Regions from separate parts of the Homo sapiens genome. Here region 2 is linked to region 1. A link is a loop called in an ENCODE intact Hi-C map of the cell type or tissue named here. Cell type or tissue: Caco-2. All regions are shown on one strand. Links, peaks and the distances in the headings refer to the core of each region. The heading gives the core; the rest is flanking DNA.

The links. Hi-C counts contacts between places; a loop is a spot of excess contacts. Peaks named below come from ENCODE experiments on the same cell type or tissue, not always from the same donor. Only the 100,000 strongest peaks of a DNase experiment are listed, where the experiment ranks them.
Region 2: a loop joins it to region 1, with 6 times the contacts of the local background. A loop is called at or near these places in 12 of 110 quality-filtered maps.

Annotation. Positions count from the first base shown.
Region 1 is chr12:62,523,666-62,526,582 of GRCh38, forward strand. MON2 (MON2 regulator of endosome-to-Golgi trafficking) reads left to right here. Exons shown (of 35, transcript NM_015026.3): 9 at 850-974; 10 at 1,419-1,555; 11 at 2,284-2,437. Among named protein-coding and RNA genes, the nearest start is that of MON2-AS1, 40 kb to the left of the region's middle. In Caco-2, for the core only: no CTCF peak of the experiment used is centred there; no DNase peak of the experiment used is centred there.
Region 2 is chr12:62,434,320-62,437,236 of GRCh38, forward strand. No RefSeq gene overlaps it. Among named protein-coding and RNA genes, the nearest start is that of MON2, 31 kb to the right of the region's middle. RefSeq lists an enhancer at 790-1,599. In Caco-2, for the core only: no CTCF peak of the experiment used is centred there; DNase peaks (open chromatin) are centred at 602 and 1,532; H3K4me3 peaks cover 1,403 bases.

The DNA of each region.
Region 1 (2,917 bases), core at 209-2,708:
CACATTATGGTTCACTCATTTTGAGATACCCCAGCTAAAACATCCAATAACTTGCTGTACCTAGTAGCAAGAATCAGTTTGGCCTAATAATCACCATGTCAGCTTAATTTTTACCTCCCAGAGGTCCTGCTGTATTGTCAATTAATAAGTAACAAAAACAATCCATTTACCTTTGGATGAACGGGTTAGCTTTTGTTTGTTCATTCAGTTATCAGACATGTAATGATTAATGCCTTGGGTGTGCCTTGAACATTATTTATTTATAAAGAGCTTGCTGAGAAATGGTCTATATTAGCAACAACAGTAATGATAATTAATACTTAATTAGCAGTACAGGCCCTGTTCTAATAGTTATATACTTTACATCTGTCAACTGCTATAGGTTCCTCCTTATTTTTCTACTATAAAATTTATACTAAGCACCCTTTGGCTTGCCTCTTTGTTTCTTTAGTAGCAAAAGAAAGTATGGAAAAAACTGCTCTGAAGAGTAGAACGTGCATCCTGTCAGCAGTTTATGTGGTACATGCTGTCTGGCAGTTTTTAGAAATGGAGATGGCATGATGGTATTATCTGCTTTCTAAAGAGCAAGGATAAAGGATTAACCGTATTAGCAGATTACTAATGTTTTCAGGTATATATTTAGAGAAACACTGTGATTATTTTTACTGTTAATGTTTCCATGTATAACTACATTTCCTTTCTCTGTTTCTCCACTCCCCATTAAGAGTTTGATTTCTAATCTAAAAGATTTTATTGGTTTGTCCATAGCACTAAGTTAAGAATAAGAACACAGTCTATAATTCTTCTCTTTGATTCAAAGAAATAGTATTAAAAATCATATATTTTTAGGTAACTGAATGTGAGATATTTCTGTCACTTCTGGTGAAATTTCTGGATGCAGATAAACCACAGTGGCTACGAGCTGTTGCGGTGGAATCAATACACAGATTCTGTGTGCAGCCTCAACTATTAAGGTAAAACCTCAGCAATAGTTTGTTAAATAGATAGGTTAATGTTTATTAACCTGTAAACTAACCTATAATAGGTTAATAAACTAGTCAGAAGACTTTTGGTATTTATTCCCAATATTAGTGATTTCTAAACAAAGAAAATAGGGTATTGTATCTATAAGGACGGGTAGGGCGTGTAGATGTGGAAAAGAACTGTGAGGTAAACACATGTGGTGAGTGATAGACATCAGTCTGAATTTACTGATTTAATATAGCCAAAATAATTTTTTTAGAACTGTGACCTCTATCTGAACCTTTGTCCTAAATTGGTAAAATTACTGAGTTGTAATGAAGAATGTTTTAGTATAGTTTGGTAACTCTTATAGTAATATCACTTGCTATAAAAAGGTTTACAGTTTTTAATATATTCAAATGTTTTTCCCAAAAACCTTTTAAATTATTTTACAGGTCATTTTGTCAGTCCTATGATATGAAACAGCATTCTACCAAGGTTTTTCGTGATATTGTAAATGCACTGGGATCTTTTATACAGTCCTTGTTTCTTGTCCCCCCTACTGGAAATCCTGCAACAAGCAACCAAGCTGGTAAAAACATATTCATAATTTTGTTTCTTATATTCTGCCGTAAGTTACAGTATTGACTGTTCTGAGAGGATATTATGAAATTCTGTGACTAGAGAAATTTGGGTTACCTAAACATGTTGGTAGTAAAGAATTGCACTGAAAGAATAATCTGATCTCAATGAAGCAGTTGTGTTTCTTTTTTCCAGAATAGATTTTCTTCTCTGACATACTTTCAGTTTCTCTGATCACATAAGAACAAAAGTTTAGATGCTAATCTTCATTTTAAAAGAACCTTTATTTGATGACTCCCTTTGAAGAGTCTAGATGGTTACCACCTTAGGAAGACTTAGTCCCTCTCTTAAAGGGGTTAACATGGTCATTGGAGTTTGGGAATCTGTATGGTTTGTTGTTTCCCTTTACCTTCTTTCTCTTCCACTTTGTACTGAGTGATGGTTTTGTATACTTTATTCCCACTTCTGATAAAAAGTGGTCTAATGAAAGGCTAAACATTTATCAGCATTTTTACTTCCCCTAGCAGCTTTTATTTTAAAAAGGGAAATGGTATTTTAGGGAAATAGGAACATTCTCTGATAGACAAAGTAGTACTGATAAATTTCATTTATTTCTGCAATACCCATTCTGATAGCACAGAAATTTTTTTTAAAGATTGGCCAGGTGTTTGACTATTACTGATTTGTAGTCAAGTAGTAAATTAGTGTCTTTTCTTTTTTTCCCTTCTTCTCTAACAGGAAACAATAATTTAGGTGGCTCAGTCTCAGCACCAGCTAACTCAGGAATGGTGGGGATTGGTGGAGGTGTTACTTTGCTACCAGCATTTGAATATAGGGGAACCTGGATACCTATTCTGACAATCACAGTTCAAGGCAGTGCTAAAGCCACCTAGTAAGTAGTAGCAGCATTATTTTATAAGGAATGATGTTGTTGGGGGTGATATTTAACCTAAAATTCTTCTCTATTGTATTTTAAATTTTAGACCCACTACTTCTAAGGTATTTTAGAGCTCATTTTCTTTCGTCATATTTTGAAAATTGTATCTAGGACTGGATTTTATTTGTTTTCTTTTGTGCTGTTTGTAGACTAACAGCATTATAAAACAAAATGTGATTTCTTTACATATGGACCTATTAGCTCTCCTATACAGCTTTTTGGTTTAAGTATATGAATTAGTTTCAGACCACTTGGGCTTAGGTCTTCTAATATTAGCTGAGTTACTGTCAGCAAATTAATCTTTTTTTCTTTTTTTTAAACCTCATTTCTCTCATCTATACAATGGGAGTAGTGATATATCTAATTTTCAGAATTCTATATGTAAGAAAAGTTGTTTTAAGTGCTTATCTAATCATATTGTTAGGGTTAAACACA
Region 2 (2,917 bases), core at 169-2,668, 89 kb before region 1:
AATTACAAGCGTAAGCCACCGCTCCCGGCCGCCTGTCTCTTTTTAACAACTTAATTTTCTCCCAGTAATTTGAGGTGTGGGGAACTTTTATATTAAGGCAAAACTAAAGAAAGGAATAGATCTGTGTTTTCAAATTGAGGCGAACGTCACAGTAGAGTCACAGGATGAACACAGTACATCTTCTTGGAGTATCAGTTTTGCTCAGTGGTAACTATTTTAAAACCGTTTTATAGCAAAACAAACAGATCTCATAGAAAATACAATTCAAGACTTAATGAATTATTTTTAAGCTATAATAGAAAACTACTTCCCCAAGACCGTTTTGGGTCCTACAACCCACCCCACGCATGCTTTACCCTCCTCTGCCATTAGTTTCCCTTTAGTGCTCAAGTGTGAGTAGCACTGGATTGATGACGACGTTAGTTCTCCATTCTAGTGAGGTCGTCTCTGATATAATTAATATTTTTATCTAAGGCCGTTTTCCCTCTCTTTTTTTTTCGGGGTTTTACTATTACCCAAAGAGTGTCCACAGCGCCTGCCCAGAATCCCAGAACAAGGAGGTGAGCTGCAGAGTGACAATACAGGAAGGGCAGCTTCGCAGCTGTGTCTGAGTGGGGAAGCAGGTTCGCCGTGTCCTGGAGAACTTGCTCAGCTCCACAGCCTCCTCCATCCTCCCCTGATGTCTCAGGACTGGACTGAGACCAGACGCCCCTCTGGGCAAGTTTACCCAAGAAAATGGGCTTACACATGGTGAAGCTTGGAACCTAGCAGTTCCTACTCTGCTGTTTTCCAGGAATTAGCATTCCCTTATTAAAACTGTCCTCTGGATCGTCCAGTTCAAGATGTCTGACTACAGACGTCAGACACCCCCCGCCTCCTAGAAAGAAGAAGCAAACCTGTGAATAGATCATCACACCTGGAATAGAACATCTAGGAGACAGTCCAACAGAGGAATACCTAAGGTTCAGGAAAAGAAAGTGAGCAGTCAGCTCTGCTGAAATGGGCTAGGAGCCCCGAGGGCCTCGGTATTGCGGCGAGAGGGTAAGTGAGAGGGCTCGACGTCTGCATCCCTAAGCGAACTGCTGCGATCCTAAGCGCGGGGAGCTCCCCCACCCAGAGGTACCCAGGCGGTGCTTGGGCGGTAGTTTGGAGACCCTGAGAGGGCAATGCACCAGACAGGAAACTCGCCCTGGGTCTCTCACCACACCCCACCTGAGCTGCGGCAGGTGCCATTGCAGGAGTGCAGCCACCACGGGACTGCACCCTGCCCTGGGAACCACAGCCCCCGTATCTCCACATCCCAGGATCTCCTGCTGACATTCCCCAGTGTCCACTGGACAGCTGCAATGGTACAGCGCTGGCTGGACCCAAAAGGTGCTGCAGGGGCTCCAGTACTCTAGCCCACAGGGAGTACGACTCCCTAAGGAAAGGACGAAAGGCTGCAGCTGCTGCAAAAGAAACCAGAGCAAGTTTTCCAGAGCCCGAAGCTTCCTTTCCTGGGGCTGTGAGAAGTCACTCTGCCCCCAGCGGCAGCACAAACTCTGCTCCGCTTTGTAAGAGAAGAGAGAAGTCCCCATCCAGAGGCCGAGCAGCATCTGCACCTTGTGCTAACGCTGTAGAGAGTGAGACCTCTTCCCCTCTGCACACCGCTGCAGGCACAGCCACTGCCGCTACCCCCAGAGGTAGGGCAGGCAGGTTGGAGGGCTGCCTGTCTGGGGCTGTGAGGGGTGACTACCCCATTGGAGTTGTGGCCTCCGTGCCCGGGCTTGCACATGAAGGGAGGGGTGGGGTCCCTCCCACACTCTGCACGGTGCTGTGGCACTGCTGTATCAGAGAGCAGGAGGGCCTGAGAGCTGCAGGTTTGGAGCTGTGGATGGCGACTCGGCACCGCAGCCACAGCCAACACCAGTGCACACCGATCAGGACCCAGAGGGTCTTCCTGCTACCGCCATTGCCCACACCACGCCCACTGTCTAGAAACCCAAGAGCGGGCTCGCCCGCCTAGCCTACCGTTGCCACTACCAGACTCTAAGCAAGCTACTGGAGGTCCAAGGGTCCACTGGCCTGGGTCTGGTCCAGCTAACATCAGCCAGCATTCGCCCAGGGCCCAGCTCAGGCATACTCAGCCCACTGCTGCCACCACTGGGGCCCAAAGACCGGCCCACTTGGCTTCCCTATCCTCAGCAAAACTTTGCATAGCCTCCACTAATAACCCAACCCTAAACCACTGAGGAAATCAAAAATACTACTGAAACTGTTAACAGCTGAAGAAATCATAGAGTCTACACTATCACAGGTATCCAGAAGCAAAGCCAAAGTGCCCCACCCAACCAACACCATTGATACTCCTCAGGAAAATGTCTTCCCTATAAAAGCAAATTCAAAAAACTGGAAGAAGTGATTATTACACTAGTTGAGAAGGTATCAACGTAAGAATAAGGGAAGCTTGAAAAAGCAAGGAAATGACACCTCCAAAGGAACACAATAAATAATTCCTCAGCAACAGACCCCAATCAAAAAGAAATTCATGAAATCCTGGAAAAAGAATTCAATACTATTATTATTATTTATTATTTGAGACTGAGTCTTGCTCTGTCACCCAGGCTGGGGTGCAGTGGCATGATCTCAGCTCACTGCAACCTCCACCTCCTGGATTCAAGGGATTCTCCTACCTCAGCCTCCTGAGTAGCTGGGATTACAAGCGTGCACCACCACACCCAGCTAATTTTTGTATCTTTGTAGAAATGAGGTTTCACCATGTTGGCCGGGCTGGTCTCGAACTCCTGACCTCAAGTGATCCGCCTGCCTCCGCCTCCCAAAGTGCTGAGATTACAGGTGTGAGCCACTGTACCCGGCCAAGAATTCAAAATTATGATACTAAAAAAGCTCAGTAAGTTACAAGAGAATTTCAAAAAAA